Regions from separate parts of the Homo sapiens genome. Here region 1 is linked to region 2. Evidence: chromatin loops called from intact Hi-C (ENCODE). Cell type or tissue: heart right ventricle. All regions are shown on one strand. Links, peaks and the distances in the headings refer to the core of each region. The heading gives the core; the rest is flanking DNA.

The links. A loop is a pair of places that touch in the nucleus more often than their neighbours do. Peaks named below come from ENCODE experiments on the same cell type or tissue, not always from the same donor. Only the 100,000 strongest peaks of a DNase experiment are listed, where the experiment ranks them.
Region 1: a loop joins it to region 2, with 9 times the contacts of the local background. A loop is called at or near these places in 1 of 110 quality-filtered maps.

The regions. Positions count from the first base shown.
Region 1 is chr3:116,015,047-116,027,392 of GRCh38, forward strand. It overlaps LSAMP (limbic system associated membrane protein), which reads right to left. Exons shown (of 7, transcript NM_002338.5): 3 at 4,469-4,594. All of the region lies in intron 2 of LOC124906269 (a long non-coding RNA gene), which reads left to right. Among named protein-coding and RNA genes, the nearest start is that of SNORD155, 120 kb to the left of the region's middle. RefSeq lists an enhancer at 5,409-5,608. In heart right ventricle, for the core only: no CTCF peak of the experiment used is centred there; no DNase peak of the experiment used is centred there.
Region 2 is chr3:115,955,663-115,968,008 of GRCh38, forward strand. The region is part of intron 3 of LSAMP (limbic system associated membrane protein); the gene reads right to left. All of the region lies in intron 1 of LOC124906269 (a long non-coding RNA gene), which reads left to right. LOC107986116 (a long non-coding RNA gene) reads left to right here and starts at 5,220. Exons shown (of 2, transcript XR_001740859.3): 1 at 5,220-5,410. In heart right ventricle, for the core only: no CTCF peak of the experiment used is centred there; no DNase peak of the experiment used is centred there; H3K4me3 peaks cover 706 bases.

The sequences.
Region 1 (12,346 bases), core at 1,665-9,664, 58 kb after region 2:
CTTCAGACTCCTCTTAGCTTCTCCAAGCACAATATTTTCCCACTCACTCCATCAAATTGCAAAATATTTTTAAAGTGAGATCTGGTTTGTGGCTGAAAAAGAAAATTACACAGTATCTCTTGGGTTGTTCTCAGCCTAAAGGGTTAAATCCTCAGTGTGCCTTTTGAGTTTTTCAGTGATAGAAAACTACGGAGGTTGTGTAAACCTTTGCAGAAATGAAACGCATAGAAACTCTTTCTGTGACCCTGAGCAATCCTGACAACACATGATGCACATTTGAGAAAGGGACTTCCTCATGAATGTGAGAAGAAAGACTTAGAAACGAAGTTAAATGAAGATGGGAGCAGCATTGCTCACAGAAGGAAGATCAAACACTCCATAGAAAATACACGTTACAGTGCAATTGCCCTCTGGGAGTCACAGGATTATGAAAGTCTAACTTAATTAAGGGAGAAAATAGGTCACATTTAATAACTACATGTGTGACACATCATTTTGAACTATATAACTGAAGAGGGGAGAAAAATTAAGAAATCAGAAATATAAGAAGGCATGCAGAGAATGCATAAATGTCTTCAACTTCATCTAATTCAGGTGTTTTTTATTTTGTATGTATGAAAAATTCACCATTCTTCTAATTTACCTTAAGCACTTGCAGTATACTTGAAAAGGAAATTTCAGATGCAAAAAGAAAGAAACAAACTGGCCTTACCCAATTTTTTTTAAACTAAATTAAGAGGTAATAAATATTGTCTTCCTAAAAATATACCATGCATATTTCTTTCTTTTCTTTCCCTCATGTCATCAAATGACAGATAATCAGGTATTGTGAACCCTGCGTAGAATCTTCCCCTATCCAGGGCTCAATATCCCTGTGGGGTCGAGTTAATTACAGGTATATTTCCTTTGCAAGACAGTCACACTCTGTACTGTTGAAGACACAATTAATAATTGAACAAAGCTAACCATTTTTTTTTTTCCTTTCACATGGCCACGGGTTGCAGGCAGCTTTGCTGTCACACAGGGAGCAGAGTCTCTTCTTTGGGTCTCTTCCACATAGCTTGTTTGTAATCTCCAAGAAAGACTTCACATTACAGGCTGAAAAGAATCACCTACGGTTTCCATATTTTGAAAGAAATTTTTAAAAACCATGAAAACAAACAAACAAAAATCCTAGTTTCCTTTATAAAATAGCAAAGGAAAGTTCTCTCTCCTGTCACCAGGAATATGATTATGATCAGTTGGTTATTTAGGTCACATGTGAAAGAAATGAAAGAGGAGGCATGGGAATGTAAGGGAGAATAGTAGTCTGCCCTCAAGTCTGCAAACGCAATAGAAAGCTAGTTTTGCATGTGCCAGAATAGAATCTGACCTACAAAGTGGGCCTAGATAGAAGACTGTAGAAGAGTAAAGTTGTTTCCTTTGAGATGTCTGAAGGAGCTTGGTGGGGGATATCCCCAAAGCCCTACTTGGCCATGGATGAGTGCAGCAAATCCTTGTCCTATGTCCCAAGCTATGGCCTTGAGCAGGAGTCTATAAACTTCCCTGTAAAGGGCCTAATAGAAAATATTTTACATTTGTGGGCCAAGTGATCTTTATTGCAATTATTCAGTGATGCTGTTTTAGAACAAAAGCAACCATAGAGAATTTGTAAATGAATGAGCATGGCTGGGTTGCAGTAAAACTTTATGTGTGTACATTGAAATTTGAATTGTATATATATAGATACAGATATATTTTTGCATGTCAAAGAAATAAAATTATTTTGATTTTTTTCCCATTTAACAATTAAAAAACTATTCTTCACTTGCAGGCAGTACATAAATGGAGCAGACTAAATTTGATACATAGGCTGTGGTTTGCTGACCTCTGTTACTGACTATTGAGAATCCCTGTGAGTGTATCTATTTTCCTGGTTGATATTGAAGCCTCCGGGGTCCTCTGAGTTTATGTAAATACAGCCTTTATTCTTGAAGACATGGCTTGTCCTCTGGTCTTTTGTTGACTTGAAACATCATAGAAAAACAAGCTATTAAGGGGTCAAGTCACATGTTCATTATCATGGGAAAGTTTATGAGAGTTAGTTATGACTACCCAAACTCCTAGACAAGGTGGGAAAGGCTCTGAAACTCTGGTTCCACATCAGAAGTTTTATAAATTCAAGGGATAAAAAGGAATCTATCTTTAAGTTCAGTTCAGCCATAGCAAATTTTTCTTGAAAAGCCTATTTGCTAGTCAGTATTGTGCCAAAAGAAAGTGTCTTTCTATTAATGCAGTTCATTATTTGATTATAACTTGAATAGAATCTTTCTTCCTTTCTAACTCCCATTTCCCTTCTTTTATCTACCACCTTGTTCCACGTAAGAGTAAGAAATTATAAATAGTATATTTACATAGACATTTAAGTTAATTAGAAAAGGTGAGACAAAATAAAAATAATGGTAAGAAAACAAGATGATAGCAGAAGTGTGATCTGAAATGGACTTGATCCCATAAACTTCTACATAGCTTGTTTATAATCAATTTTTAATGTGTAATTTATGTATAATAATTTATATATTTTTACAGATGGTCCATAAATTTGGCTGTAAGTTTACTAACAGTCAAACAATAAAGGACATACAATCACTTATGAAAATTCACTGGGTCCTTTCTTAAAAAGCAAACGATTGCTTAGGAAAAAAGAAAGTAGAGATATTGAAAAACAAAACAAATTTCCTCAAATGGTCTTTTCAAAGGAAAACTATGTAAAACAATTAACAATCTCTCAATTATAACATTACAGTAAACACAATGATTTTAGAAGGTGTCTTTTATAATATCCTTAAATATGAGCCAATAGCTTCTATACCAAATTGCTATTCAGTAAAAGCAATGCTACTTGGGACAGGGGTAGGTGGCATGGGATTGGAGCCAACATAATGCCATCCAAGTAGAACGTGCTCTGAAGGTTTAATTCATTCCAAGGGAAAGATATAATATCTACGTTCATACTCGAGACAATCCTTTATACATATTTTTTTTCCACATGAGGTATAAAATAAGTATGCGAGTCAATGAGTTTAAGATTGCTCTCCCAAATAAGTGTCTCATGTATATATTATCAATAAATGAGAAATTGCCTGTGTTAATAAGGATGGGTTTTGAGTGACACTTTCTCAAGAAAATAGAGGCCTTTAATAAGAATACCCGCCTAAATATAAAACCATTCTATAGGTTGGTCCAAATTTTACTTGAGAAATTAATTTAGGATCTAACATCAAAGAGAGGACCCATCTTTTCACACCACACAATACAGATAGTTTTAAAGACATTATAAACAAATACTATCCTGGTCTTTTAGAAATGTCTCAGTTTAGCTCCTGTTGTACATCCAGTCTTGAATAATATTTTTATGGTGTTCATTTTAAAATGAATATGTTGTAACAAATCTCTAGTTACTTATATGAGGAAATTTTAAGTGACTATAAGATATAAATTAGTTAAATTTGTGAGTTCTCTACAAAATCAATAATATTTTATAAGAATAATTCACCTATTGCCTATCTTTCTGGAAGATTTAAATAGAAGGCTACATTCTATAAAGACTGTGTTATTTGACAAGACATGGTTTTGCATACCAGAAAATGTAATTGGTAGAGTAGAGGAGTATGTATGTACCTAATCTTAAATAATTTGCTCAAACATTTAAAAAAAGTTCAAAAAGCAGGAGGCCTGGGAACCTTTTTATGGCGATGGTGGTGAGAAGGGGAAAGAAAGGATGTTGAAGACATTCCTGGGAAATGAGTTTCTGATTTTGACTGAATTAGTATCAATAGCTGGGACTCATAATGAGTTCATGCAGCTTAGTCCATGTCTGATGCACAGAACCAGATGCCAAGGGCAGGACAATAAAAGTCAGAAACAATTCTGTATTTTCTTGATAGATTTCTTCACAAGGTGCTACAAGTTAGAAAACTGTAGTTAAAAGCCAAGCAAACAAACATACAAACAACTATGTAAAATTAATTCAGACAAAATATTGCCCCAAGACACTGAATCACCAAACTGGCATGTATTTTACATATAATATCAAGCCATTTAATGCTTCTGTATTTGTTGCATTGTGGGTGGGGGGGGGGGGGCTGTTCTATTGAAACTGAAATTTTACAGATAGATAGATCTCTTGATAGATAGATAGACAGATAGATAGATGATAGCCAGATCTACATATATATTCAGTACAATGATTGTAAACTTTATAGAGATTAACACGTTAGCAAAGACCATGAGGACCCTAAATAAATAAAATAAAAAAGTTGCCATTCTGTTAGTATTTTAATAACAAGATAGATGCATGACCTTCTGATTCAACAGAATTTCAATTCTGATTCTGAATTGAATTGAAATTTCTGATTCAGCAGAATTCCAGGAGCATGAGCATATTTTAAACAGCATGTGGCATATTGGAACCTGGAGTATTGCTTACCAGTTGGTGTAAGGTGTCTCCAGGTGATAACAGGTTCAGGACGGCCATTGGCCATGCAGACCAGAGTCACGTTGCTGCCCTCATTCACAGTGACATCCGAGGAGATATTGGAGATCTTTGGTGGGACTGTGAAAACAAAAGGAAATGGAATATGTAACCATGTCAGTAAGATTAGGCTTGTAGCCATACAACTGGAAGTGGCAAATTCAAGGTTTTATAACTTAATTTGAATTTCTGTGTTAAGAAGTAGGATGCTTTTAAGACCCATGCTTGCCATCTGCTTACCAAATCCATAAGTTGTCCTAAAGCACTACTATAAGGTAAGAACACCCTTCACAAAGCCATCTGAGTGCTGTAGGAAATACACAAAGTAGTATGATGAAAATATCTTAGCTTTTAAAAATACTAGAATGGACCTTATTTAGATATTAGACAGCATGCACATTTATGTAAATTAATATTATCATTGTTATTTAAATTTATTTTCTTATGTATATATAAATAAATATAATCCAATGTCTTCTCCAAGTACCAGCAAAAGAAAAACAATGCTATTTAGCATAAGATTACATTACTGTATTATTAAGATGTGGCAATACCTGGTTACTTATAATCTAGCAACATAATGAACATGGATTAATCACCACAATAGAAAGCATTTAAATATCATCTTTGTGTATAACAGGCTGCATGAAGTATCTTAGAACTTAAAACGTGAATTAATAAGGCCTATCTCACAGACAGGTAGACATTCAAAAATACTATTACTTCTAGTACTTCCAACACCACTACTACTAACAATGTAATTAATAGCTAGCTTTAATCAAACATTTATTATACCTAAAACCCAACATAGAGTATTTAACAAATATTACTTCAATAACTTCTTACAATAAAGAAATGATATCCTATGAAGTTTTTATTTATGGGTAGGAAACTGAGGCATAGAGGGGGCTAGGTGAGGGGCAGAAAATGAGTTTGAATCCCAGCCAATTCAGGGCCTTTGCTCATAAGCACTACTTGAATGAAACTTCCTCTTCACAACCCAGGCTACCAGATGGCTGAAAACAACAGAAATTAGTTTTTGGTGACGTGAGAAATGAGTCCTCAAGGGCTAGCTGTACTGCCGTCTGACTTCCTTCATTAGTGTTCAGGGTGGCAACATTAGATCACACGTCGGTAGGCTTAAGTGGGGAGTGAATTACTCACAAATTTCATCACAGAGGTTATGCACTGATTACAAATAGCAGGGTTTATAGTTTGACTGTGAATTTCTTCTTTTTTACTCACTTGTTTGAGCTGTCCCTGAGAAAGTATGTGTCTGGGGGAAGGAGAAGGACAAAAGAGCATGAAGGAGTTCAATAATGAATTGTATCTTTTCTCATTCTTACTGCCCATTAGAGACTCTGTGTAGTGACGAATAAAACAGGAACATTTTCTGCTTGCAGAAGCAAGCACCTGACAGCCAAACGATCCCTGCAAATCTTCATTAGGAGACACTGATGGTACTTGGGCAACTGACTGGTTCAGAGTGTCACAAGGAGGAAGCAGGATGAGGACCCTCTCCACCTCAGCATTCCACTCTTGTAGGGCCTCTGGGTAGGGGACTGGTCATTACCAGTCAAACCCAATGGCAGCAGACTGTAGTTGATTCCAAATATTTAGCAATCTCTATTTACAGAGTTCCTAATCCTCCCTTTAGCTATTGGGGTTAAGGGTCGTTTTCTCATATTCACACACTGTCTTGCAATATGTTCTTACAGACTTTTGCAGTGAAAACCTGAAAGATCATATACATTTTACAGGGAAGAATATCAGACACAGAGAAAAATGATGGCTTGTTAAGGATGAGCCCACCAAGAACTATGGCTGGACTTAGAATTCAGAGCTCCTGAATGTCCAATTATTCCGTTATTTCGAGTTCACAGTTACTAATTCCCAGATGAGTAGGCTAGTGCTCTGAACATCTTCAAAACAACTGCAATGAACTATAAATCAATGATAGTGTTTCAGAACATAATGTGGACATACTAGGTGTCATCCTCAACAATCCAAAACCTATCATAGAAAGCTATATAGTAATTCTAAGAGTCCACATTACTAAAGTTGTAGTTACATGTGAATTGCAACGCAGGACACAGGGTAAGAAGAAATATAGATATGTTCTGATAAAAAAGGCTCTATATCCCTAATATAAAACCATGCAAATTTATAAAACAGAAAAAAAATCCACAACTAAAAAAAAATCCCAGAGAATTACTACCTGTGGTGCAATTGACTCACAATCTCTCTCTCTCGGTGTTTTTTTTTTAAATAAAAGGAGATAGAGCGAAGACTTTGCATTTACATGTCACACCAGTTAAGCCACTTGTTCAATTTCACATAGACAGGTACTGATAAAGTTGGGAATAAAATCTAGAATAATTGACTACAGGGCTATGTTCTGGCCACCAAACCACACTGCATCTCCTAATTAAGGACAATCTATTCAAGTACTGAGTCTCAGAGACTGGAGATACAGAAAGTGTTTGTGCTGAATAGTTAGGAATGTAATCACGCTGTATCAGTGTATCCCATGTGCCTCTGGATCTCTTTCAATGGGTCTTACTCCATCATTTGTTTTCCTACTTTATTTTGTACTAGCTTCCTCCCATAAGCATGTACATATGATGCAGTGTTTTTTGCTTTCAAAAGAAATTTCTCCCTAAACTCTTATTAACTTCTTTTTTTTTTTTCTTTTTTCCTGTGACATAGCTTTCAGGAGATCCTGAGAACATGTGTCCCTTTTTTATTTTTATTTTTTTCCCATCTTATTTACTTTCAATCTCTCTTTCCAAATCTCTTGCGGGAATTGTTCTACACCACATCGTCATTTCCCATCCACACCTCAACCTTCAGTGCAATCTGGATTCTCTCCTTAACCTCAAATGAAATTACTGTCAGGAAGCTCACCAATTATCATATTGTTTCTAGGTCTATGGACAATTTCTGTTAGCTTGTTTTTCTCTGAAGTATTTGGCTCTGTTGATGCTCCTTCCAGTTGTTATTTTTTATTTCCCTTGGATTCTAGGACACCAAACTTGACTGTTTTTCCTCTTATCCTTGTAGTCAGCCTTCTCAGATTCACTCTTAAGCTTATCTTGTCCTTTCCTTAACTATCTGTATTTAAGAGTTTGATCACTTACCTCTGTCTTCATCTCAATCTATACATTCATCGAAGGATCTTACCTATTTTCTAGCTTCAGAAGCTAAAGCAATCAACATCTGCAGCCCAGATATTTTTCATGATTGTTATACCTACATTCCAATGGACTATTCTGTATCCCTATTGTTTGCCTCACAGACACCCAAGTTTCAACAAACTCAGGACTAAAGTCATTACCTTCATTCCCACCAAACACTTGTGTTTTATTATCTTAGTTAACAGTATCATCAGGCAGAATTGTCTAAGCAAAAAAAGCAAAGCATCTCCCTTGACTGCTCTCTCCCCTTGACCACACTCATAAAAAATTGATCCTCATGTTCTGTTGTTTATGTCATGTTCTGTGGTTTATGTCATGTTCTGTGGTTTATGTCATGTATGGAGGATCAATTTTATATAAGCGTGATGTATATATACATATATATGTGTATATATACATATGTGTGTGTGTCTCTCTCTCTCTATATATATATACACACATATCAGATTCATTCTTTACTCCCAGTCCCTACTCCCACTAACCTTGTTTCAGACATCAACATTTCTTTCTGGGATGGCCTAAATTACTGAAATGAGAAAATATTAAAAATGGTTTCGGCCAGGTACGGTGGCTCACGCCTGTAATCCCAGCACTTTGGGAGGCCGAGGCAGGTGGATCACAAGGTCAGGAGATCGAGACCATCCTGGCTAACACGGTGAAACCCCATCTCTACTAAAAATACTAAAAAAAAAAAAAAAATTAGCTGGGCATGGTGGTGGAAACCTGTAGTCCCAGCTACTCGGGAGGCTGAGGCAGCAGAATGGCTTGAACCCAGGAGGCGGAGGTTGCAGTGAGCCCAGATCACACCAGTGCACTCCAGCCTGGGTGACAGAGCGAGACTCCGTCTCAAAAAAAAAAAAAAAAAAAACGGTTTCTTTGCCTCTAGCCTTCCTCTCTTCATGCTCACTGCCACACATTCACCACACTACAATCAGATATTTTTTTCCTAAATTGCAAATATGAATATAATATCTCTTGATTAATCTCATTGTCCTCAAGATAAAATCCAAACTTTTAAATACGGTTTAATAGGTCATTCATGATTGGCCCTGCTTATCTCTCCAGCCTCATTTCCTACTCCATTTGCATTGCATCATCTGGTGGGATCAGGCAAATTTTGGCTTCTGAAATGTGCTCTCCTCACACTCTGGCATTTGACATTATATTTCTTCCTACATGAAATAGTCTTTCAACTCTTCATGCAATTACCCTCTTTCCCCTTTCAAATTTCAGCTCATCAGCTTGTCTCCTTACTTGTTTACGAAAGACCTTCCTGTCATTCCCCACCCTGCCTCCCACTCTGCTCCTGGATCCACAATGGGTGAAATGCCGTGCTGTGTTCTCACCTCATGCCCCACTCTGGAGGCCATATTGGGTGAAATGCCCTGTGTCTCACCCTCACAGCACTGAATCATGACAGCTGGGTTACTTACCTGTGCCTTTCACTAAACTGTAAGACGCACAGTGTTTTCTAAACCACTGAATCTTACAGAGCATGGTGCTTAGAACATAGTAGGTGCTCAAAAAGTGCTTGAAAAAAATTCACTTAGTTTTTCCCAACTCTTTACTTCACTCAAGAAAGGTATCTCACAGAATTTTTGTCAGAAAGGAATAAGTTTTCATTTTGAACCAGTAAAATAGAGCTCTTATCAATATTTATTTAGCTACCCCTTTAGTCATCTATTTCACTATCAACTTATTTGACTCAATAAAAAATATTAACCATGAGGCAGAGGAGTGTCTGTATATTTCAGGAACATAGGAACCAAGAAGAACTTGGTGTCTAACTTCTTCAACTACAGGCTTTTCTGAGTTTTAACGTCTTTGTTTCTTTTTCTGTGAGGACGGAGAAATAGATAGATAGATACAGATATGTCTTTCTTAGTGTAATAGTTTAGTATTTCTTTCCTAGTTTCCCATAGCCCTCCATAGAATTAAGTTTAGATAATCACCAATAACATCAGGTGGCAATTCAAAAATTTTATTCTATTACCCTATAAAATCTTTATAAAAATTCTGGGAAGTAAAATGTATTATTATTATTATTATCATTATCATTATTACTACCACTACTACCATTTCCCACATGTGGGCAAAGGGGACAAAAATGGGTAAATATCACATAGCTAATGAATAATACAGCTAGAACCAAAACCTACAATTTGTATGTTTCACAAACTTTACTCTTCCTCTAGATCATATTCACTTCTGAAAAAGTGGTAGAGATGGTATTTTTTCTTTAGTTTAATTCTCAGGAGAAATGACTGCCTAGAAAGTACTGTTTAACATAATACTCTTATTTGAATCAGCAAATGTTAAGTTTTTTATTTTTCAAAATCACTGTAATATTGATTTATGCTGAATTATTGCAGCATTGTAGTACTCTGTGTAGTGTTTTCTTTTCTTTCTAGACAATCCCTTAACAATTCTTATTTACAGAATATTAGTGTGATTTATTATATTTTCCTATATATAATGCCATGAACCATTTATTCAATGTTTTCAATCTATTCAGTTTCAGTGATAACTACATTTGTCTGGATTATTTTGTTTTTCTTACTGATTAATGAGAGCTACTTATATTGTAAGGAATTGACCTTTTGTTGTCATGTAGTAATATTTACAATTTATTCTTTGGCTCTTACTTTTTTGTTTATGATTATTTTTGTTTTGCTGAAGTTTAAAGCTTCTTTGTTGTTGTATCTATTGATCGCTCTTTTGTTATTTCTTCCATTGCTTTTGTGCATAAATAATGCTTTTCCAACATAAGAACAGTTAAATACTTATCTCAATTTCTTCTTTTTATTTTAATTGTTTCTTTTTTTATATTGAATTCTTTGAATCATATGGAATTTATTTCTGGTATGAGAAATAATCAGAGTTTTTTCCTCCCTATAATTTTTTAGCCAATGTCCACAATACCATTTGTTGAATGATGTAAAGTGCATATACTCTTTTGGTTTTCAGAATCACCCTATAAAGTGCTACCAACCTGGCCAGCCCAGTATTTCTGGGAAACATGTAAATATAGACCTTACTTACCATGCTAACTAATTCAACCAAAATATTTTTAAAATATATCATTAATTTTTTGAATACCACACTATTATGTGTTAATTTTAAAATTTGAATTATTAAATGGGTAATATTCTTTATTGAAATGCACATAAATTCTGCATTAAAAAATACACATTTCTTTCTTTTGTTTTTCTGTGTGCATTGGTGTGATCATAGTTCACTGCATCCTCAAACTCCTGGGCTCAAGCGATTCTTCTACCCTGACCTCTCAAAGTGCCGAGATTACAGGCATGAGCCATTGCATTGGGCCTACATATTTTTTTTCTATTTAGTAAAAATTTAATGGTGATTTCTGAAATAATGCCAAAATCTAGGTGCACCTAATAATATAGACTCCCTCAGCTATGCAATGGGGCAGGCTTAAGTAAGATCATGACACAGTCAGTCTGGCTCTGCCACCTGTTTTTCTGTCCCTCCTTATTGTCTTTGTAGTTCCTTTATCCACCCTCTACCAGATCTCCAGGGTCTGCCCTGACTCTTACGGACCCAGAGTTGACTGTCCAGAGTTGTTTGTACAGTTCTCTAGGTTCACAAATCATCCCTTCTTCTTTTTGTGTAAGACTAACGTTTCTTATATATGCCAAAAAGTGGAAATGGAGACAAAGTCAGGGACATAAGTGGAATAGACATATATGATTTACTTGCCCAGAATCCATGCCTCTTTCTTCTGGTAAGACATCCTGGTTTTCCTTTGGAAAAACCACTGCTTACCCACAGCTATTGGTTTGTTGGGACTCTTAATCAAGTGACCAATTCTTGGACAAGGAGTGGGTACAAGACCTAAGCTGGACCATTCAAACATCCCCGCCTTGGAACTTGGTTTCTATGAGGAATGATTCAAAAGAGGATGAAACTGACTTAATCTCTTGTTGGCAGACTGTGTTAATGGCCTCAAATCTGTACTCCTCCCTCTATCCCCATCCTTTGCCACATCCATGCCCTCCTACAGAGGGTGACATACTTTTTCATCCCTGGGTCATGTTACTTGCTTTTGCCAACAGGATGTCAGCATCTGGAACACAAGCATAGTTTTGAAAAGTGCTGGCACCATTGAATTCACTTGTGCTTATGCCTCTGCCATTGCCACGAGAAGAACATACTCAGCTGAGCCTCTTAATCCCAGGAGAAGGATGGGAGATGCCAGACAGAATTGTCAGATAAAATAGTGTACCTAGTTAAATATAAATTTTTGACAAACAACAAATGCTTTTTTAGTATAAATGTGTTCCAAATATTGCATGAGACACATTTATAAGAAAAATTATTTGTTGTTTATCCCAAATCCAAATTTAACTGGGCATCCTTTATTTTTACTTGTCAAATCTGGAAACCCTGGGAGAAGAGTCACCTCAAGAAATTCAGCCTAAATCAGCTGACTTCCCCACTTGTGCAAAATAAAGAATAACTATTATTTTATGCTCCTGATTTTGAAGTGATTTGTTCAGCAGCAATGGTTAGTACACGTCATGAAAGAGTAACCACCTAAAAGGACTATTATTCTTCACTAGTTTTTGCCACTAATTATTTGAGGTTATTATTTGGATATCCAGAGATACGG
Region 2 (12,346 bases), core at 2,693-10,692:
TGTGTTATCAGATAAAACTTTTAGTCAGAATTACCCAGGTACTTTTAATAGACAGCAGCAAAAGAAAACCTCTCTAGTTGCTATTCTTACAGCACCCACACCCTACCTGCTTAGCTGGGCAGGGAGCTCATGAGTCTTTAGAGTTGCCTCCAACAAAAATCTCTAACATGAATGCTATTGGTCCTGAGAAGGTCATTGGTATCCCTCATTTAAACATTTGGGCAGATGAAAGGAGTGAAGTCCTATGAATAAACTCCCAAAGCCCTCATTAGGCCAGCATCAGGCATTTTTTTAAAAGAGTTTTTATAGAAAATTCAAGCTATTGCCAAGGATAAAAACTTTAACTGAGCCCTAGAAGAGGCTTACCAGTTCAGAATGTGACTCAGTTCAACTGTAGACGACCATGATTTACCTCTTTGCTCAAAACTTCACCTAGAGACATACTATTCTTTATGATAACTTTTAGAGCTTGTGTGCTCTCCCATGATTATTATCTCCATATAGCTGTAAAGGGAAACTTACAGTCTGACCAGAGACGAAGACTTGGGAAAGCACTAGGGTATCTGAGGTTATCAGGCTGGGACCTGAACCTGCATATACAGAGTTCTGCAAGACAGATCTGATCTCGTAGGCCTCCCATCCAGGAATGAGCAGCTGTGCATCACTTTGACCAAACAATTATAGAAGAGAGAAGTTCCAGTTGTAGTCCATCTAGTCACTTCTCAGTGACCTTAATCCCCATAGAGGAGAAAAACTCTGACATGGCAGATTGACACAACTGAGAATCTACCCCTATTAAATCCACTCCTTCTGTACCATGGACTTCAACTGACTTTTAACATCTGGTTGGTTGCCCACCTCTATTCTTAGTTCAGACTATTCTTTGGTAGAAGATACTCATGTTTTAAAGATGTCCTCCCTGAGAGCTGAGACAAGTTTACTTATCACCTAGAAAATAATTCACTAAAGATTTGGATTTAGGTTTATGTCAGTTTATTTTCAAGATAAAAATCCAAAAGGCAACAAAGGAGAGAAAAAATTGGAAGCTTATATAGTTAAAATTTTATAATTCTTTAACTATTTCCAAATAAGAGATATCAGCATATCAAAAGTCCTCAATATCAACAATCTTAAATGAGGATTTATTGTATATAACCTAGCATGTTAAGGTGTTCAAGGGTTTCTTGGATTTAGGATCTTCATCTCTTCAGCCCTAATCTCCCCTTACAGGCTTCTTGAAGAAGTCATTCCAACATTCTTCAGGTGCCAGAAGGCTTCAAGAACCTGAAATCTAGCTTTTCTTTGACTTTTTGTGAGGACCCATTTAGTAAACCCCAACAATGATTTATGGTCAAACTAATACCTCAAAGTTTTATATTTGTCACATTTTTAATGAAAGTACTCTGATTCTATCTCCACTCCTCTTTGTGAATATCTTATGAATTTAACTCAAATTAACTGAATAATTTATGTAGTAAAGATATCCATGATAGGCATGAGAATCCTGGCATTTTCATTTGAAGAAATCAAGTACCCATAGAGGTCAAAACTTACATCAGACACTCAGGAAGCCCCTCTGATTATAGATGTAGAAGTCCCTTTCATACCACATCCATCTCCAAGGGCTAAAGCCACTACACAAATGGCTCGTGTTGAAAAACAGAGCCTGTTTGTTTCGGAAACTCTTATAAGCACGTTGTGGCCATATACTAATATTTAATGATGTCTTTCAATACTGTCCTTGCCCCAAACTTCATCCTGACCAGCCTGAGGCCCCATCACCTATTTTTTTTTTAATCTCTTATTTGAGAAGACCTAAACCCCAGTGCAGCTGTGGCAACCTAATGGAACCACATGATCCTCAAAGGGACATTAGGACAACAGCTAATTCATCAGTATTCTTGCTATCTATGATAAGTATGTCACCATTGTATGCTTTGAGCTGAGACAAAGGAGCTAGGAAATTTGTATCTTCCACATCAGCCTCAAATGCCCGCATGGTATAATTTCAATGAATGTAATGATTCTCTTGCTTCCATCTCAAAGCTCTGGTACCATTATTGTAGTTTTAGTGTATACAGCAAGACCATTTTGTACCTTTCTTGGAAGATATGATGACCCACTTATCCAGAAGAGCTTTCCAAAACATGCTCTTCTCAAACCATAGGATTTCCAAAGGTGAGTTATCACCTTGTTGTAGAGGCTTTTTGTCTACTAGCTGTATACCACCTCTATTTTTTATCCAACATTTCTAGGTGTTTGCTGCTCAGGTTTCCCAGGAGTGGAGTAAGAGAGGTGGAAGGTTTTCTGGCCCCAAATGAAAGGGGATATAAAAAATCCCACTCTTGTCAGGAATGTAGTCATAACTAGTTGTGAGCCTGTTTTATTTTTTAGATGAGCATACTTACATTAAAAAAATCTATTCATATATGCACACACACATACATACGCACATAGTTTGGCTCATTTTAGGAAGGACTTGAGGTGTCACATAAAAACATTGGTATAGGGGTTGCAAAGTGCCTATTTTGATGCCCTTTTAATTGTGACTAATATAACTTGAATTTCTTAATCAAGATTAATATAACTTGAACTTTTAAGGGAAAATGTCTATCTATAATTATTGAGATGCTAATTTTGACAAATTTTCCAAATATATGCTTAATTTTCCAGCTAGATTACAAATAACTATAGGGTAAAGATCATTTATTTAAGGCTCTTTGACAGCCTTACAACTGTGTTTTTAAGTAGAGGTTTTGAATTGTAAACGTTTCAAAGATGCTTGTGAAATTCTATGCCAATATTCTTAGTATTTTTCTTCAGTTTGCTCAGACATTATAAATCCTGTGTGAGAAATGAGGAGAAAATGGAGGTTGATATGAGGTTGATATAACTTGCCCGAAGGTCAGCCAGCAAGCGAGAGGAAAGGATGGAATTAGAACTCACACCCCTCAATTTTCCAGGCTGTTGCTTAGCCCACTGAACCCCACTGCCTCTGACTCAGTGTATTAATATAGACTGAAACACAGATTGCTTGAACATATGGCAGAGAGGATGAGAAGATAACATTCTGTGGCAGGATTCATTTCTCCAGGCAAGTAGATGTAAAGGCTGTTTTTCTGCACAGGATTCAGCAAGTGAAGCGTTAAGCACTTAAAAAAAATTGTCTCCAAATGATACAACTTTCCCCCTTGAATGAGATCTGTTTCTGGGCATTCAATGTCAGGAGAAGCCGGTAGACGTGGGGCCAGGAGGACTGTAGGCCACCCATAGGCTATGGTAAAAAATAAATAAGGATCTTGCAGAGCCCCAGAATTGTGCCTAGAGGGAGGAGTGCCTAATAAATGTCAGTTCCTTCTCCTTCCTCAGCAAACCATACCCTATAGTTAGGACACAAATTATAGATTTGTCTCCTGATCTAGATGTTTCTATCCTCTTTAGCAATAATCTGCAATATTCTATGTTCTTAATAAGACCTAGATATTTCTTTTCTCACTGTTACTAGATGCCACTAAGGGCTTCCTTCAGTACATTGGGCAAGTTACTGTGGATTTTAGCCTGAGATTTTTTCTTGTGAGACACAGCAGTATCAGGTTTGTAAGGAGACAGAGCTCAATGCATTCAAGGCATAGAGTCTAAAGGTCCAAAATTTTAGGCATGATTTAGGGTGGTGGTTTTCAAATTGGTGGATCCACCAAGAAGAGGAAAGTGAAGAGGCTGCATAGGGAAGGTTCAGTACCCCTCTTCTTTTCTTATATGTTGTAAATCTGTGCTGTATAAGAGTTTAATATAAAACTTTGGTTGGAAAAATTGAGGATTTTATAACTGAAAGACACTTTTAAAAGCCTGATTTAGGAAATGGTTGCTTTTATACAATAAAATGTAGTAGTTCGGAGCATGTGTGTTGGTTATAAGAATAATCTTACTTTGCATCTAACTAGCCTTGTGACCTCAGATAACCTGCTTAGCCTCCCTGTGCTTCAGTTTCCCTATCTACAGTAACTGTGCCTATCTCACAGGTTTGTAATGAGGCCTAAATGAAGTAATATATGGATGTGCTTGACATTGAGACTGGCACACACTAAACACTCACTAAAAGGTAGCTGCTGTTATAATTTTATCATCACTATTACTATTATTTTTGCTATTATTGTTAGATCTATTCCAAAGTTTGGATTTATTGCCTTTTTCTAGTTTGCAATTTAGGTAGAATGGCATGGGATTTCGATGATCTGAATGTGAATGGCAGGCCCCCCAACTCATGTAAAGGGAATATAAAATGTTCTGGTGGCAAAGGGAATATAGAGAGAGTCCATGGGGAGATGGTGTCTTGGGGTCTACGCCATGCTGACTGGTGAACATCCCTTATACCAAACTGAAGATTTGTGTCCCTTACTCTTATGAGCTGAATTGTGTCCCCTGCACCCCAAGTTCATATGCTAAAGTCCCAACCCTTAGTACCTCAGAATGTGGCTGCATTTGGAAGTGAGGTGTGTAAAGAGGTTAAGTTAAAATGAAGCCATTAGGGTGAGCCCTAATCCAATATAACTAGTTTCCTTATAGAAAGAGGAGGTTTGGACACAATGCCTACAGAAGACGAATAATATGAAAACACAGAACAACCTACAAGCCAAGGGAAGAGGTGTGAAGCAGAGTTAGCTTCCAGAAATGTGAGGAAATACATTGTTGTTTAAGCCACCCAGTCTGCGCTATTTTGTCATGTCAGCCTTGGAGATTTCAAATTTTAGTTTAATTCAGAGAACAGGCTTTTCTCTACCAATCCAAATGCAGAGAAAACACACCAGGGCCTGGTACTCCTTTGAAACTCCATTTCTGCTCTTCTTTTTTCCTAAGTAAAATTCTACTGATGCATGTTGTCATCTTTTAGGCATCCCCCAAGTCAGCATGTTAATTTTTTCCGCCAGTGTTTCATCTGATGCTCCCCACCACTGCTATCCTTTCTGAGCAATTGTAATGGCCTCTCTAGCACATGGTTGGCATGGCTTTCCACTTGCACTGTGGAACCTGGCATATTCACCACCTACAAGAAGGACTTAAAGAGTTATCAATTCAGGTTTATATCAGATAATAAAATGCCTGCCAAAATAATGCCCCTGGAATACTCTGAAATCAACTGTTAATAAAAGGCAAACAAAAAAAAATCGTTAATTTTTTTCCCCATGGAGAACTTTCTTTAAAAATCCAGCACAGTCAAAATGAAACAGCTATCAAAGAAAGCTCCCCCATTAGCTGTCAGTTCACAGCAACTTCAGTCAGCTGGTGTGCCTGCGCCTGCAGTAATATCTCCCCAGCATCCTCCCACACGCCCAACTTGACTGCTCTGTGCAAGCCACATTAAACCTGTCTGCCATCAATCCCCGGGTCTGCTTTTCAGCAGCAGCTTAACGAGGTAAGGGAGCTGGCATCACCAAGAGGCAAATGCTATTTCAGAGGGACTGGGAGAAGCTGAGAGAGGAGTGGAAGTGGAGAAAAGCTAGATATAGGACATTAAGCAACATTAAGCAAGCAGGGTTTTTCTCATAAGATCTTCTCATATTGTCATTTCTATGCAGATGTGTTTTCCAGCCTCCTAAAGTCAGAAGAGACAGTGGGAGATGAGTTAGGAAGCACCAAATCATAGCAAGCTGGCCACATTCACACAATTTTATCTTATGGAGAAACTGGAGGACACTGCCAATTCTCCTCTTCTCCCAGGATGAGCTACAACTTTAGGTCTGGGGCTTCCTTTAGAATTCGTAGCAAGAAGCACGAAGAAAAGCATAAGTTTTTGTGTTTGTTTTTTTCCCCTCTTAGACAAATCTGGCTTGAAGCATATTCACAGTGTATGTCACCACTAGGGAAGCTGATCTAGCCTTCTTCCCAGTGCTGCCAATGAAGGGCATAAGCCTCTGGCACTAAGAACAAAATGAAAAATGACTCAGTAACTAAACTGAAAAACAGTTCCCCAATCAATTCCCTGAGGCGGCAATGAGAACACCACGTGGGGCAGTTCAGCCTCCTTCCTCCACTCTCTTCTGAGAGGCCAGTTTCACAGATTGCTTAAAGACCACAGTAATTCTGGATCTGGTGGGGCTTCTGGGAATAGAAGCTAAACTTCTATTTGAAATGCCTCCCTCCTGCTGCTCTTAAATAACGCTGACAACAATAATCAGCATTTATACCAAGAGGGTCCTTCAGAACCTTTATTAAATCCTTTCAAATATACTCTCTTACTTCTATCCGGCAGAGAAAATATGCTTTGTGACAGGTGCCTAAAAGATAGCTGCATGGCTTTTGGGTCCTGGAACTACCTGTTGTCTAAAATAACACCCTTACTTGTGTCCAGACTCTGACAAATGACCAGCAAAGGCACTGGCCTGCACATTTTCTTGACCCAGCAAAGTGGTCTGCTATTTTTTCTTCAAAATCACATAAACAGTAAAGAGACCTTAATGATCGACTTGCCCAACTGCACAGCTGACGTTTGAATTAGAACTGCAATCAAATGGCCATTCAGTCTCGGCTAGAAATCCTGGGATGAAGAATTATAGAAGTTACTATCTCCTGCATGCTGGCTGTCACTGACCACCATTTTTTTCTTTCATGTGCTTAGGCTCTGTTTTTACTAATTCCATTGAACTGACTGCTTTCTCTAGAGGCAATGAGTATGATAGTACTTTATACAAAACAGGGCCAGTGTTGGAAGAGGAACATTTTCTTCATGTCTTTTATTATACAATTTGAGATAATTCTCTAATGACACACCGTGGCATAGTGAAGAGTGCTCTGACCTTGGAGAACGAAGATCCAGGTGTGAGTCCCAGCTTGATCAATTACTACCTTGTAAATAGGGAGGCCTATCAATCTCACTATCTATTTGCAAAACGGGAATAAAACTGTGTATGCTCAAGAGGGTTGTGAGAGAGTTAAACAGGATAATATATGTGAAAGGAATCTCTAAGTGGTAAATTGCTACATATACATAAGCTGTTTATTCACTTTTCAACTTTTAGGTTACTCCTTGGAAAATTGTGCCAAAGTGAGTAGAAAAGGGAAAGGGCCAAGAGCATAGTGATTTAATTAGATCCACAGGACATTGCCTTCGCATGGGTAGATGGAGCCCCCAGCCCTTTGGATTTCAGCACATTGATATGTGGTAACTTAATATGCAAATGATAGGCCTCAGAGGGCACCCAGTCTCCACATGTGCCAATTAATCAAAGGAAACAGTATCATCCTCTAATTCCACTAATTAGGGGATCATCCATAAGCTACTATGTTCTGAGCTACTGAGGTTTAATAAATTTGCAATAAATTATGAGTAATACATTAGCCAGGGACCAACTTACTACTGAGCGATAGGATGAGAGAAGGGTTCAGGTTATTTATATATTTAAATGGTTTTTTTTCCTCAATTTTCTTCTTCTGATTTTCTGTCCTAAAAGTTTCTGAACAACTTGATTGTGTGGGACCACAGGATCTCCATGTTTCGTTGTAACAAGGGGTCCAGAAATCATATATAAGTACAACTACTAAATAATGTGATTAGAATTTTAACACATGTACCATAATTAATCCAAATGATTGGTTGCTTCAAAACTGCCATTGTGTAAATTTGTACACTTGTTCTAATGCTACTACTATGACCCCAAATTAGGGAATCCTTTGAGAATTGCCTTCACATGCTTATTTATTCTTTTGAATCTTCTCAGAGGTGACAAATTGTTCTCTGAGAGTATATTTGAATTTGGAGGCAGTTAAAAGAAGTTTGAAAGTATTGTACTCTGGTTATTAAGGGAGGTAATCAAGCAGGATAATCCTGTTTGTGGTCAGTTGAAGAACCCATCCCATTACCCATGTGCTTGAATGAGGGGATAGATCATGCTAAGACAAAACTCTGACCATTAGATGTGACTCCAGTATGTGATTGAATTTGGCTGAGGGAATGGCGGGTATGACTACTTGAAATCGGTGTAAGAGGGTTTTAACTTCACTTAGAATACAGACATAAGAGGTAGAAGCTTTAGTTCTTGCCGTCTCTATACCCAGAATGATTTTTCCAATTAAGACTCTATCCATTCTTTAATGTTGGTTTATTTATTTATTTTTGAGATGGGGTCTTGCTGTGTTGCCCAGGCTGGAGTGCAGTGGCACAATCACAGCTCACTGCAGCCTTGCCCTCTTGGGCTCAAGCAGTCCTCCCACCTCAGCCTCCCAAATAGCTGGGACCACGGGCTCACACCACCACACCTGGCTATTTTTTTATTTTTTGTAGAGATAGAGTCTCCCTATGTTGCCCAGGCTGTTCTTGAACTACTGAGCTCAAGTGATTCTTCCATTTCAGCCTCCCAAAGTGCTGTGATTACAGGTGTAAGCCACATCACCCAGCCTTCTTTAGTGTTAGTTTAAATGCCATCTCAATTACTAGAGTTTTCCTGATAGTGTTCAATTGACAGTTTTTGCCCTGTTCTTAATAGCTTTTATTGTATCCTGTTTGTACTCTTATGGCACTTATTTTTGGTGTTTTATTTTATTTGGTTTTAAATAGTTATCATCACCTTTTATAGGTGGTAAACTATTTAGGAGTAGGATATGTGTCTTACTCATGTTTGAATCTCACATATCAACTAGAGTAAGCTTTGGGCATGATGATTAATCAATTAATATTAGTTGAGAAAATGAGTTATGGTACAGTGCAGCTGTCACTATATAAATGCAGCAATAGTCATATATACAGAAGTACATCCATGTAGGTACCTAATTTACTTACATGAAAATTACTCTCAATGGTGAAGTGTTAGTAAGCATTTCTTTTAAAATTAGAATGGTTCAAGAATGCCCTCTATCACTACTTCTATTCAGCATTTGGCTGGTGTTTCCAACCAGTAGTATAGGACAAGAAGAAAAAGAAGTACAAAAACTAGCAGGAAAGAAACAAAACATTCATTATGCGCAGATGATAAAATTGTCTATATAAAAACACAAAAAATTCCATACATTTTTGGGATTTAGACAGTTTAGAAAATTGGGTGAATACAGAATGAAGAAACAAAAATCAAACGCATTTCTAGATAGCAGCAAAAACTTAGCTTGAATGGGGATATTTCTAAAAAGGTAACATTAACAATAGTAACAATATTATACCAAATGTAGAGATAAATCTAAAAAACTATATGCTGAATCTTTAGGCATAAAATCACAAAACATTATTGAAAGCCATTAAAGAAGACCTCCACAAATGAAAATTGTACCATATTCATGAGTAAGAATACCTAATATTATTAAGATATCAGTTATTCTCAAATTGACCAACAGATTTAATGTGTGACCTTTTAAATTACTGTTGAACTTGAAAAAGTGATTCTAAAATTTATGTGCATGAACAAAGAGCATACAGTAACTAAGAAATACCTGATGGCAAAAAATACGATATGAGAGAGGGTCCTGATTTATTAAATAGCATACCTACTTATAAATATTAGGCAAGTATATATTTGATATATACAAAGAAAGTATAAATAGACATAGAAATAGATTACTACTTCCCAGAAACAGATATCTACAAAGAAAGGAAATATGAATATTACAGAGTTGGCATTTCAGATAAGTGGTAAACATTTAAACTATAACAATTGTGCTGAGACTATTAGTTTTTAATTTTCCAGGGGAAACAAATGAAATTGTAATCTTACTCAAAATGTACAGAAAATATCAATTCTAACTCATTGAAATGCAAAAAAAAATCAAAACTTTTAGAAGAAATCATAGGAATATCTTATAACCATGGGGTGAAGAAGGATTTCTCAAATAAGATACAAAAAGTTTAAGTCATAATAGAACAGATTAATAAATTCAAGTAAATTAAGCAAAATATCTCTTTTCATCAAACAGTAATTGAAAAAATAAAAAGCTATGATACCAACTAGAAGATTTTTGTATTTTAGGTTTTTTTTTTTTTTGCAGTTTATATAACTGGTAAAGGGTTATTTTCTATATGAATACAAAACTCTTAAAGTCCAAAAAAGAAAGACAAACAACACAAAAATGAAAAATATAAACAGGTAGCTTATTTAAAAATTAAAATAATAATTATGAAAAGATGAAACTTTATTATTAATCAAAGGCATACAAGTTTTTAAGATGGCATAATATTTTATAAATAGCATTTTGACAAACCTTTAAAAGGCTGATAGTTTTGAGTGTGGAAAGTATGTAGAGAAATACAAATTATCTTTAGTTGTATGTATGTATAAATTAATATAAATTAGTAGAACCACTGTGGCAGAAGCTGCTAGTTATCTGCTAATATTGGTCTTTCTCTTCTTTCTCAGTAATAAGATTTCTCTATTGTTAGCTGGCTCCATGGCAAACTGGCAGAAAACTACATTTCCCAGTTTGCCATGTGGGGCAAATGTAACCATATGGCCATGTAAATTCTGACCAATAGGATGAAAATAAAAGTGTTCTGTACATCTTTAAGGAAGGGACTATGCACCTATTGGGTCTTTCTCCTGTTGCCAGCCAAAATGTGGATACACTGGCTGGAGTTCCAGAAACCATTTTCGATCTTGACAGATAAATTTGGGAATGAAAATTGTTCATACAAGTTAACCTATACAGTACATGAAGCCTTGATCTCGACACTGTGGAGTGCCTTACCATCTCTGGAATAACCACCTCCAGGCTTCTTGAACCTGAGATAGAAATGTATGACTATTTTATTTAAACTCCTGTGATTCTGAAATTTTTATTAGCCACAGCAGCCTAAACAAATCTTAACCAATATAACCACATTAGAAAAAGATTTGACCTTCCATAAAGTTAAAAGTGTGCAAATTCTGTAGTCCCACAGTTTTCTGCCTTAAGTATATGCCTTGAAGAACTTTATCCTTACATGCATCAGGAAACAAAAAAAATGTTCATAACACCATGGTTCTAAGACCAAATATTGGAATAACCAAATCCATGGATGGAAGAATAGTTAATTTCATTATGTTTTTATCCAATGAACTACTAATATGGAGCTAGGAATAAACTCAACCTCTGAAGAAACCATAAGCATAATATGATCCATAAGCATAATGTTGAATAAAAATACAACAACAAGAAAATTTAAACAATTTATTATTTGGAGGATACATACATATAGGCAATTTATAAGTAAAAGCAATGCAATAATAAGCCTAAATTTCAGGATAGTGATTAATAAAATAGAACCTTATCAATATCTTTGAAATTCTGTTTATGCCCCTCCCTGGTGGCATCCTGAAGGAAGGGGAAGGGGATGAAACCAGGGAAGGGCATAACCAGAACTTTAAAGATATAGGTAAGGTTCTATTTTTCTTAATCTAGGTGCTCCTCATTACTTATGCAAATTTCTGCAGCCAGCTTGAATTTCTCGTCAGAAAATGGGTTTTTCTTTTCTATCGCATTGTCAGGCTGCAAATTTTCCAAACTTTCATGGTCTGTTTCCCTTTTAAAACCAAGTGCCTTTAACAGCACCCAAGTCACCTCTTGAATGCTTTGCTGCTTAGAAATTTCTTCCACTAGCTACCTTAAATCATCTTTCTCAAGTTCAAAGTTCCACAAATCTCTAGGGCAGGGGCTAAATGCTGCCAATTTCTTTGCTAAAACATAACAAGAGTCACCATTGCACCAGTTCCCAAGAAGTTCCTTATCTCCATTTGAGACCACCTCAGGCTGGATTTCATTGTCCATATTATTATCAACATTTTGGTCAAAGCCATTTGACAAGTCTCTAGAGAGTTCCAAACTTCCCTACATTTTCCTTTCTTTTTCTGAGCCCTCCAAACTGTTCCAACCTCTGCCTGTTACCCAGTTCCAAAGTCGCTTCCACATTTCCATTTATCTTTTCAGCAGCACCCCACTCCTGGTATTTACTGTATTAGTCCATTTTCATACTGCTGATAAAGACATGCTTGAGACTGGGAAATTTACAAAAGAAAGAGGTTTAATGGATTTATATTTTGACGTGGCTGGGGAGGCCTCACAATCATGGTGGAAGGCAAGGAGGAGCAAGTCACATTTTATGTGGATGGCAGCAGGCAAAGAGAGAGCCTGTGTAGGGAAACTCCCATTTTTAAAACCATTAGATCTCATGAGACTCACTCACTATCACGAGAACAGCATGGGAAAGGCCTACCCCCATCATTCAACCATCTCCCACTGGATTCCTCCCACAACATGTGGGAATTATGGGAGCTACAAGATGAGATTTGGGTGGAGACACAGAGCCAAACCACATCACCTCCCTTTTTCCCAAGCAGAGGAGTCCCTCCCTGTGACCACCACCATCCTAGGCCCACAGTGAGTACTGCCTGGCTAC